Regions from separate parts of the Homo sapiens genome. Here region 1 is linked to region 2. The links are chromatin contacts, found by Hi-C or POLR2A ChIA-PET in ENCODE. All regions are on one chromosome and are shown on one strand. Each heading gives the region's core, a stretch centred on a gene start or an enhancer-like site at or near the end of the contact. The rest is flanking DNA. Distances are from core to core; before and after follow the strand shown.

The links. A loop is a pair of places that touch in the nucleus more often than their neighbours do. ChIA-PET counts read pairs that join two places held with the same protein, here RNA polymerase II (POLR2A). Pooled maps may share reads with other maps.
Region 1: a loop to region 2 is called in a map of CD4-positive, alpha-beta memory T cell, with 2.3 times the contacts of the local background. The contact joins the promoter of IL2 here to the promoter of CCNA2 in region 2. A Hi-C loop is called at or near these places in 1 of 168 maps with a recorded cell type or tissue (CD4-positive, alpha-beta memory T cell) and 7 of 50 pooled maps. POLR2A ChIA-PET finds 5 or more read pairs at or near these places in 2 of 52 experiments (activated T-cell and activated naive CD4-positive, alpha-beta T cell).

The regions. Positions count from the first base shown.
Region 1 is chr4:122,453,403-122,459,674 of GRCh38, forward strand. IL2 (interleukin 2) reads right to left here and starts at 3,323. Exons shown (of 4, transcript NM_000586.4): 1 at 2,892-3,323; 2 at 2,742-2,801; 3 at 308-451. The coding sequence starts at 3,038. RefSeq lists an enhancer at 5,309-5,368.
Region 2 is chr4:121,822,106-121,827,950 of GRCh38, forward strand. CCNA2 (cyclin A2) reads right to left here and starts at 1,778. Exons shown (of 8, transcript NM_001237.5): 1 at 1,311-1,778; 2 at 298-541. The coding sequence starts at 1,523. It overlaps BBS7 (Bardet-Biedl syndrome 7), which reads right to left. Exons shown (of 19, transcript NM_176824.3): 19 at 2,224-3,888. The coding sequence ends at 3,755. RefSeq lists enhancers at 1,317-1,366, 1,557-1,626.

The DNA of each region.
Region 1 (6,272 bases), core at 2,073-4,572, 630 kb after region 2:
GCTTTCTGTGAAACTCAACTCAGTACCTTCTCTCACTCCCAGTTTTGTGTTAATATGAAAGGTGATGGAGTTTGGGATGAGGCTTGTCCATTAGTAGATGGTAGGTGCAAACTCAGTAGCTTATACTCCCCAGTTAATCATTTAACATTAGAAATGATTCATGTTCACAGTGTACTTAAAATGTAGGCTAATTACATGCATGGGTACTTTACAAATACCAAAAATGTTATGTCACTTTAAAATGTGGTACTTTTCCCCCTACTTTTTTTTTTTTATTTCCAGGAGAGCAAATAAAGTAATGCCTTACCTTTAGTTCCAGAACTATTACGTTGATATTGCTGATTAAGTCCCTGGGTCTTAAGTGAAAGTTTTTGCTTTGAGCTAAATTTAGCACTTCCTCCAGAGGTTTGAGTTCTTCTTCTAGACACTGAAGATGTTTCAGTTCTGTGGCCTAGAATAATAATTATCATCAGCTCAGTTTACATAGAGGTCAGAATCAGAAATTAATTTCCAATTTATTTTATTTGGAGTAGCAGTATGTAGTTTTTACCATTCTCTCTGTTCTCAATGTCACTGTAAAGATGGACCAGTAGAGTTTACATTATAAAACTGGAAAAACTAGGGCTCAAGTACCTATGACTAGCGTTAAGTGATAGTTGACTCACTGGTTTTAGCTTAATTTGGCTTTGCAAAATGTTAGACTTTCTGCATCTAAATGCCTATTACAGATGTAGGCTGATTACTTTTCCAATCTGCATAGAAAATCATTAGAACCAGATGAGTTAGAATGTGGAAGCATAAAAATCACATTCTATGATTATAATATTTGATAGTCTAAGAGTTAAGAATCACAGAATGTTGAGAGAGAAGGAACTCTTGGATGCCATCTATCACAATCCCAACATTTTACACTAGGTAACAATAATCATGTAGTAGTGGCTCTCAATATAGCCTTGAGCAAGACACATTTTTAAATATGTCTTAAATTTTTACTTTTCTACAATCACTACATTAAGATGCATTTTAAAAATGTTTGTCCCAGTGAAATAAAAAATTATAATACTTTGGGAGGACTTTTGGACAGGCCTCTTGATTCTATATTATATATAATATTTCATATTTCTATGGTATATTACAATTTAAAAGAATTTTCTCCAAAATAGGCCCATTTACTTCTCACAGTCATCTTTTGAAGTAGGCAGTGAAGTATCATCTCCACTTTATAAATAAGCACACTAAATCTCAGAATTTGACCACATAAGTAGGTAGAGCCAGAATTAGATTTCATTTCTTTCTCATTATAGCATTAACATAGCATCCTTGGAATCAAATATTTTTATTAGTTTCTAAAATCTTTTGTAAATGTGCAATGAGGGTTAAATGAACAAATGAATAGAGTTTATCATTACTTTTGGTTTCAAACTTAGATTTCCATGAATTCTACCACCCCCTAAATTATGCACATAATCTCATCTTTCTAACACTCTTTAGTGGGAAAGGTAGGTCAAGACAATACCAATCCCCTGATATGTCCATCTATTGCGCTTTCAATTCACCACTACAAATTCTACAAATTCGGGTTTAAGTTTTTGGCATGAACAATGTGGAGAAATTTTCTTCAGAAAACAGCATCTAGTATCTTTATGTTGCTGGAGTTGCATTATGTGGCTCTGATTAAACTAGAGTAACATCTGTAAGCTGTCTCCTTTACATCTTTCAGAAGGGTAGTTAGAAGCAGATTTCTCTTGAATTAATAGAATTTGAGTCAATGGGATTGCATCTGTGTCCCCTTAAATCCTATTATTTTCTGGGCTTGGATTCACCCTGGCACAAGCTCTTTCTGGCACCAGATTTTGTTCATTCTCTCTTAACTGGCACAGCTACTAGGTAGCTTTACACACCTAATGTAGCCTAGGAGCTTGGATGATTATGCTTATGCTCTATCTGAATCCAAAAACAACCTAATGAAGCTTTTAATCTTGGAAAATAAGTCATATAGCATTATAAATCTCAAGTTCTATTGGTAAAAAGATAAAGTCCAAAATTTTACTTTGTATTTCTCAGTGAAAATTTTATCTTTAATACTACTAATAATAGCTAATGCTTGTATGGTATTTACCTTATGCCAGACACGGTTCTGAGTGCTTTACATTTACTTACTAATTCTCACAAAGCCATATTAAGTATATACAGTTATTCATTTAAGTAGACATGAAACTGAATCACAAACAGAGTAGGTAATTTGCCAAAGATCATGAAAGCTAGGACATGGCAGAGCTGAGATTTCACTTCAGATATCTGGCCCCAGACTCTGTGCTATTAGTGTTATGCTGCCTCTCACTTAGAAACCTTTCCTAAAACAAGAAAAGATTTTTAAAAGTGGGCTCCTTGGAAATAGATTTTGGTATTTTACATACTAAAATGACATAATCAAATATTTTAGAGTTTTACATTTTTAAATGAAACCATAAATGAACATTTTTGTTTAGAATTGTCTTATCGATAAAGTGAGAATATTATTTTTATGTTTTCTTCCCACCCCCACCAACACACAAATATATATTAAAAATATAGGTAAAACTGTTTTAATAGAGGCTTCATTATCAAACTTGGGTTTTCAAAAAAACAAATTAAAGTTACTCTTTACCTCAGATGAGCTGCTATTAGTCCCATCTGTGCAAATTTTCATATTACTTTGAATTTTATTAAAACAGAAATTGAACATAAAATATTGTACTTACCTTCTTGGGCATGTAAAACTTAAATGTGAGCATCCTGGTGAGTTTGGGATTCTTGTAATTCTAAGAAAGTATAATGCATTGTTATTAAGAAATGATCTCCAGCTAGATTACTAAATGTAATAATTTTAGTAAGAAAGGAAATATACTTACATTAATTCCATTCAAAATCATCTGTAAATCCAGCAGTAAATGCTCCAGTTGTAGCTGTGTTTTCTTTGTAGAACTTGAAGTAGGTGCACTGTTTGTGACAAGTGCAAGACTTAGTGCAATGCAAGACAGGAGTTGCATCCTGTACATTGTGGCAGGAGTTGAGGTTACTGTGAGTAGTGATTAAAGAGAGTGATAGGGAACTCTTGAACAAGAGATGCAATTTATACTGTTAATTCTGGAAAAATATTATGGGGGTGTCAAAATGTTTTACATATTACACATATTTTCAAAGACTTTACCTGTCTGAAAAAACATTACCTTCATTTTTCCTCTTCTGATGACTCTTTGGAATTTCTTTAAACCCCCAAAGACTGACTGAATGGATGTAGGTGAAATCCCTCTTTGTTACATTAGCCCACACTTAGGTGATAGCTCTAATTCATGCAATTAACGCCTTCTGTATGAAACAGTTTTTCCTCCTTTCTTTAAGGGGGTGGGGATACAAAAGTAACTCAGAAAATTTTCTTTGTCATAAAACTACACTGAACATGTGAATAGCATATTGTGGTGGACAAGAGCAAGAGTAAACAGATGAAAAGAATAAATGTTTAGATTTGTTGATAAAACAGGAAGTGTATTGGTTTCCTGTTTCAGAATGGTTTTACCTTTTTATCCACACAATGAGCTAATTGCATACAATAAGATAGATTGCTTCTTACATGTCAGCTAGAGAAATACTAAGATTAGAATACTTAAAATGCTTATTGAGCTTGAGGTACTGTTTAACGCTATTTTAATTTAAAATGATTATATATCTGTTTAAGTCTCTTAATGTCTATTGTACATTTTTTAAAGGGTGCGATTGTTAAATACTCAGAAAAAGGTTTGCATTCAAGGATACTGATGCTAGTTTTATAATAGACTTTGTATGTGTTATGTGTAAACCAGTCCATGTTTCTCGTTTTTATGTCTTTACCTCTTTAATGGATTTTTATTTATCCTCTAAATCACCTGGGACACTATGAATGTAACAATAATCGTTATGAAATATGATCTTGTTTTTAGTCAGAAGACTAGGATATTTAGGATAGGTGTTCATTCATCCTCAGTACAGTGCACAAACTGGCTGAACAATTGTACGGATATATACTTCTAATTTAACCTGGGGACACTTGAGGAGATCCTGTCTCAGAGAGAGTCCTTGTAAAGCTTCCATTCTATGGCCTTATTTATTTCTTACCTGGACTTTTTTTTTTTTTTTAAAGATGGTATTGTCTGTGTTTTTGTTTGTTTTTTTAAGACAATATTGTCTGGTCTTTAAACAGACATCTAGCACCTATAATGCCTTCAGGTATATAGAAAGAGAGAAAAGAGAACAGTGTACAGGCAGGCACTTAGTCTAATATAAGTCTTACAGACTTGTGAAGTGATGGCTCCTATTTTGCAGATTAGAAAACTGAGGCTCAGAGAAGTTAAGTAATTTGCTCTAGGTCACTCAGCCCTTATTGCCAGTAAGGGGCAGAAGAAGGATTTGAAAAGAGAATGTTCTGACTCCAAAAATCCACTCTCTTACCATTTGTATTTTTTCAAAGAACCTGATTTGTAATAGGGAAGATATGTACATACACAAGTGTAGTCCTGGGTGATAGGTGATTGCTGCCCCAAGGGAGGTGGATATAAGGAATCTTGAATAAGGAACAATTAATTTAAACTGGATTTTGAGGAGGGTGCATAGGCAGGAATGATTAAAGCAGTCTAAGGAACAGTCAAATGTAATATTTTACAAAGAACAGAGAAAAATGGTTCAATAAGAGTTTTCTATGCGTTAGGTAATGTTCGGAGAATATAAAACAAATTTAAAAATAAAGATTATAGTCCCTCAAGTAGAAAAAAAAATGAAGAAAAGGTCAGATTAGGGCCAAATCTCATGAACTTTTTATACGAAAAAATGCAAAATGTCTCTATACATTTCAGATCAAAATCACATTAACGCTGTTATAAGGGGCAGGCTATTTGGTAGTCTGTGTGTTATTTATTTAATATAATAAAGTACAGCTTTATTATACTTGTTTTGCTTCTCTAAAGAGTTTCAGTGTCTAATCCCAGCATCATCACTCAGGCCTTTACCCTTCCAGAATGGAAGAATTCAAGCCCACACATTTTCCTATGTGGGGGCTTTTCCAATGAGGTATTTGATGTTCTCCAGTCTTGATATTTCTATTTCTCTGGCTATTTCCATTAGAGAATGGGGCAATATATGGCTATACTTCTGGGACCCTGTAGAAAACTGAGTTCTTAGACCCCTAGTTTATCTCTGTTAATGCACAGTAGGCACCATTATAGAAGTTGGCTTTTTCATTTCTTTCTTGAAATACGTGTGGAAAAGCTACATTCGCTGTGACATACTTTCGCTTTCTCACGTCTGACACATCAGCTGGCTTTTCTGGTTGTGGCAGTAAAGTCACTAGTAGACTGCTAACTACCACGTGTGTCATACCCCCTGCTTCTCCTTTTACTATGCAGAATTTTACTATTAAACAAGAAGCTATTTTTAGTTGCTTAGCATTGTTTGTGACTTAGCCTCTTAGACTCAAGAGTGGCCCAAGTCCTTTCAAAGGGCAACCCCCATCCCTGAAGCTGCCTACCTAAGAGATTGCTCACTGTGTTGCACATATTGTCACTCCATCAAAGCTGACTTTCCAGGACTCTGCTTCCCATAAGTTTCTTCTTTCTGACCCTCTTTCAAAGTTTTGTAAAACTTTAATTTGGTCTGTAGCTTGATACCTATATTAATTCATCTCTTGTCAGTTTCTGTAAAGGCCTCTTGGGTTTTCAAGATTCAGTTCTGTTTCTTTGAAATTAGGAACGTGTTGGACAATTTCCACACCATCCAGAGATAATTCAGCTAGAAGCTCTGTGTTTCCTGTAAAAATCTGAATGAGCTCGGACATAGCTTGGTGATGCATTTGTCTTTATCAGCCCTATGGCCCTCCATAATGAAACACCACTTTTGTAAATCTGTTTATGATCACAGTTATGTCTCTGTGGTGTGTGCTCTTCCATGTGGCAAATTTTAATAATGTTCATAACCTTTTGGGATTGAAGAATTATTTCCATGGTACTTTCAATTTTGCAAAGTATTTTCAAATTTATTGTCTTGTATAGTCACATTTTACTGATAAGAAATTTGACATTTACAGAGGTTAAAGTGGCTTACCCAAGATCACATTCTTAATTAGTGGTGAAGTTAGAGCAAAAACTCAAAGCCTCCCTGACCCCTCATAATCTCATCTTTTTTCCAGTGTAAAATAGTGATAATAAATTCTGGACCCATTAGGCTACATAGAGTAGGATGAATGAGATTGTGCCCACTATTCCATC
Region 2 (5,845 bases), core at 528-3,027:
CCAAGAACACATTTATGGGATCAGATTAAAATAAGCATTTAAGATCTAATTATAATTAGATTGATGTGACTGGCAGTGAACCTGAAAGAGCACTGGATAAGGATCTTTTTGTATGTCACCAAGTCAAGTGTTAGCTGTGAGATCTGAGATAAGTCACATCCTTTCTAAGCCTTGTTACATTAAACCTAACTCACTATAGTCAAAATGACTACATAAGACATCTTAAAATGCAAATCATTAATATCATCTAATAATTATAATTACCGTAATTCCACACAGATTTTCCTTAAAACTTACCAAAACTACCATCCATTGGATAATCAAGAGGGACCAATGGTTTTCTGGGTCCAGGTAAACTAATGGCTGAATTAAAAGCCAGGGCATCTTCACGCTCTATTTTTTGAGATTCAGCTGGCTTCTTCTGAGCTTCTTTTTCTGCTTCATCCACATGAATGGTGAACGCAGGCTGTTTACTGTTTGCTTTCCAAGGAGGAACGGTGACATGCTCATCATTTACAGGAAGATCCTTAAGGGGTGCAACCTAAAAAAAAATTAATAACTGGCTTTGAGCCTACTAGTCTTGCATTCTTTCTCTTATGGGTGTTGGCCTTTGCTTTTTCTCCCAAATACTCTATCAGGAATTAAACTTTCTGGGACAAAGAAGAGTTTCAGTATTCAAAAGAGAAGGGATGTTCCCATTTGTCACAGGCATTCCCACAAAGGCTATCAATAGATAACACTAGGTGGAATTATGCAAAACTTATCAGGGCCACAAGAAGGGTCGGGTGACAGGCCAATACGTGACAAGTTTAGGAAAGACAGCAAAAAAATTGTTGGTTCACCACTGTCGCCCGAGGGTGGAGCAACAGAGCAAATCCGGCTAAAATGGCGGAATTTGCCAAAAGCAAAGTATTTTGTACACGCTTTTCTAAAGTAGAGGTCATCTCTTAAGCGTGAGGAGGATAGGGGTCAGAGTCCTACAGCAGTGCCTGGGGTTTAAAAGTGGAGAGAAAGGCGCGGAGCTGAGCGAAGACTACACGTTTTAGAGCTTGGTTTGACCCCATTATGTACAGGCAGATGCCCCCTATAGAGAGCAGACCGGCAGCATACACACAGTGTTGGCGGGGTCCTGATGCTAATATGGGAGAACTCCTACTGTGGCAAACCACACACCAGCACCAACTGCACTCCAGACCCTGGCCCCCTTCCAAAAGCCCAGGACATGCCTTCTCGCCACTCTTCTCTGCCTGCTAAGCCAATGCCAAACCCTGCTCGACCCACCCTCCTGCAGATATCCCGCATCCCTTTACCCGTCTCGTCTTCGGCCTCTGCTGCTGCGCTAGACCCCGCGGGTTCCCGGACTTCAGTACCGCCAGCGCGGCCCGGGTCCGCGGTTGTTGGACGGGCGCTGCCTTTTCCGGGTTGATATTCTCCTGGTCCTCTTGGAGCGCCGTCTGCTGCAATGCTAGCAGCGCCGAGCCCGCCTCGCGGGTCGCAGGCCCCGGCGCAGAGTTGCCCAACATCACTGCTCCCGGGAGTGGACGGCGGGATCAGCCTGCGGCGCCAAGCAGCGTGCACTCTGCCCAGCCGACCACTCGCACCGACCCGGCCAAAGAATAGTCGTAGCCGCCGGTCGCAGCCCAGGCCAGCCTACCAGCCCGCCCGCTCGCTCACCCAGCTCGAGACCACGCAGGGCCGAGGAGGTTGCGAAAGGCGCAGGCAGGCACTGCCCAGCGTGGCGAGCCAAAGACGCCCAGAGATGCAGCGAGCAGCCCGCCGGAGCGGCGGCTGTTCTTGCAGTTCAAGTATCCCGCGACTATTGAAATGGACCAATGAAAGCGCTCGCGGCCTTGACGTCATTCAAGGCGACAGGGTCGCAGGCGAGTGAAGGGTAAACCAAAGGAAACTGAGCAGGGGCGGGGCAGGAGGGAGAAACAAACTGGCTGGGGCGGGAGAAAACGCCTGCGCGGGGCGGGGAGAGGTAGGATTTAGGGCCCGACGCTTCCGATTATTTTAAGCTGAGCCACCTAGTGAGCGAGGCTGTCCGAAGGCTGACTCTAAGCCTTTTAGGGAATTAAACGGAATTAAACTTTGGCGACTATCATTTGGGTTGCCCAGCCTTTAGCTCTGGGACGTCTAGTTAGCTTAAGTGACTTTTTCCAAAGGTCTAAAATCTGGGGCACGTTTTTCAGTATCTCCGATTCTCCGTTTTCTTATGTGTTAATAGGGACTAATAACTACAGTCATATGGTTGTTAGGATTAAATAATGTGCATAAATTATTTAACACGGAGCTCACATAGTAATACAGTACTCAAGTGTCAAGACTGTAATGTCATCTTAACATTTAGGCGTTTATTCATAGTAACCAGAAATTGTGTTTTATGCTTTTTATTTTTCCTAATGAAGATGCAATTAATTTAAGATGGCACCTTGAACTACTGTTGATATATATAATAAATAGCAGTGCATTACAAAATATTCAAATACAGTCATTAATTTTTTTCTATTTTTCCCCAAGCTGTGGCAACCAACAAAAAACACAATGACGTTCTAGTGACCTAGATATAATTATGTTCCTTTCAGAAGTAAAGTTTTTTAAACATAGTAAAAACAATATGACCTTATTAAAATAAAACTCTCTTAACTATACGTGCCTTTAACAAATTTTTATATTTATATATAAATATAAGAATATACAAAGCTTGCACATAACTAATAAGTATAATAGCATATCATTAAGAAGCACTGTTTTCTAAAAAATTCGTGAGTCTGCCCTTCTTGAAACATAAAGCTTATTTTCCATTATCTGTATGCCATTTTAAAACCTTTCAATATTCCCTTGAAATTAATAAATATGAATTAAGATTAATGCACAAAACTTCTGTAGCCTTAATGTCATATATGATAAAAAGAGATCTAGAAGATACTAGTGTAGGAAAATCTAAGATGGCATCACTATTTCTGCACTCTTCACTTGAAGCACGCTGAATAGCTCCACTGGTTACAGCATGTCTAATTAAGATCCCCCGACTCTGTGTAAGCTCTTCTTATTTCCTGGCTACAATTTATAGCACTGAGCCAAGTCCAGCATTTCCACAAACTGCAGCAGAGTCATAAAACACTACCAAGCAAAAGGAATATCAGTTGCAAATCAATCCTATCTCCTAGAAAAAACAATTGGTAGGTTATTTCCACTAGCTGGCAACATACATAGTAACCAGGACACAAAGCAAGTACCAGTACTTGGGTTCTGGTCCCAGCTTTACAAAATATTAGCATGTCCTCTTAATCACAAAATTTCACTGAGAATCAGTTTTCTTATATGATTTGACAAATTTTACAACAGTTGTGAAGATCAAATAAGGTAATATATAAAAATACATTTTGAAGCCTATAAAGCGGTCTACATGTTTATGTGTTTATGTACCTTGTAATACATTTGAATATATTTTAATTTTCCACATATTACTTCTCAATTTAAAAATTAAAACAGCCACTTGCCAAAAATTCATTAAAATCCTATTTAAATCATTCTACTTGTGTTTTAAAAATAAAAAGACTCTTTTAGTTTTAGAAAGTTCAATTTGTCAAAAGAAATAGAAGCATTACTTTAAAAAGCCATTATATCTCAAATATTTTTAGATATAAAAAAGCATTTGAAATTAAAGTACATACACAGTTAACTTCTAATTCTCTTTTAACATTTTTCATTTAAACAGACCACTTCTTTGGGACTTTACCTTATTTGTATGTCATGCTGCATCGAAGAATGAAATCAATGCATTTTGGTCATAACTGTCCAGAATTTCCAATAGAAGGGGTACTTTAGTTTTTACATTGGTGCCTTTAAACTTAAATTTATCTATGAAAAGATCAGTGATCATGCCTTTAAAGAAAAAACATAAATTTCCTGTCAGTGATTAGTTATATTTAATGACACAGTATTTCACTAAAGTAATTGCTTGATAATCTATTTTTAAGCACCTGTAATTCCATGATTTAACATACACAAACCTAAAAGCCATGTTTTTAAAAATAGTCATTTTGGGGGGATTTTAAAACAAGTTTCAAGATATAAATCATCTGCCTAATAACCCTCTTAACAATTGATTACAAGCTATTAATTCAGACAATCAACTACTGGCCATTTTTGAACTGCTATCAGTATATATAACATCACAACAAGTGGTATATTTTTTCCACCAAGCTGACCATTTTGACATAGTCTAGGCAGATTCTATTTTTAACAGCTTATCTGAATTAAAATATTCCACCTATATGTTGACCATTCTTGGGATTTGACTTGAAGGCAAATAGTCCTAGGTTCAAAGATCTGGGCAAATCATTTCACCTTGAGTTTTCTCATATGTAAAACAGGAATAATTCAAGCTGTCAATCCTTTATCCAAAAAGCTTGATGCAAGATGTATTTCAGAATTTTTCCTATTTTAGGAAGATAATGAAAGGAATATACTATGGTATTAACCCCAAGGGGACTGAGTAGCAGCATCCAATAGCAAAACATAGTACTATTTCTGGCACAAAATATACGGATGAATATTTGCACTAAGTGGAATAAAAAAGATATAACCTTGGGCTGGGCACGGTGGCTCATGCCTGTAATCCCAGCACTTTGGGAGGCTGAGGTGGGCAGATCACGAAGTCAGGGGTTGGAGACCAGCCTGGCCAATATGGTGAAACCCTGTCTCTACTAAAAGTACAAAAAAATTAGCTGGGCATGGTGGCGCACACCTGTAATCGCAGCTACTCAGGAGGCTGAGGCAGGAGAATTGCTTGAACCCAGGGGGCAGAGGCTGCAGTAAGCCGAGATCGCGCCACTGACTCCAGCCTGGGAGACCAAGCGAGACTCTGTCTCAAAAAACAAACAAACAAACAAACAAAAAATATATATAAAACCTCATGTCAGTTTAAGTCAGATTTTGTTATTAAATTAATTCAGATTAAGTCAAGATTTTGCTGTCAAATTATTTATGAAAAAAACTTTGGTTTACAAAGCTGTCTGGATTTTGCAATCAGTGATATTATGTACAGCCAATCTCATAAGTTATTATAAGGATAAAAGAGATCATGTGCTTGTCATGTAATAAAGGTTAAGACATTAAATATAGCTACAGTTTGTGAGAAAGTCTCTGGATATGTAATAAAAAATTCAGTAGGCAGGCTTAAGGATCCATGTGTACTAGTGATACCAATTGGCTCTACAGTGACTATGGAAGGCTTGGCATAGTGTAAAAGGCATGCATTTTGGGGTGAGAAGATTCTAATGCAGGCATGATCACTAACTTGCTAGGTGACAACAAATTCCTTAGACTCAGATTTCAGTTAAAGCATATGAAAAATGAAGATAATACCACCTACCTTGCAGAGCTATTGTAAGGATTAAATATCTCACCTGATTATGAAGACAGTGTAAATAGTGTGCTATATACAACAGGTCTTATGTAAAGATTGCTAACAAAATTGTTTTTCTTAAGCTGTTTCTTCCTTCCTCACTCCTTCTTTCCCTCTCCTCACCTCCCTTACTCTGTTTCAATACAATTTGTGAAACATTCAGCTTCTCACCACCAAAGTTTTGAACTATAAATTGACACAACACAAATACTGTATATCCTTTATTAAATTTTGCCTTAAAAATTTTAAATGCTGCATTTTTATAATTCACAATAGCAACAAAACATGACAATTATTTGTGTGAAATACAGTCTAAGCTCTAAAGGTTCATAGATTACATTCATTTTATACCAGGTTTGTTCATATATATAGATTAATTCATCACAGTATACTTATTTCTTAATATACTTGCATTTTATCAAGTAAAAGAAT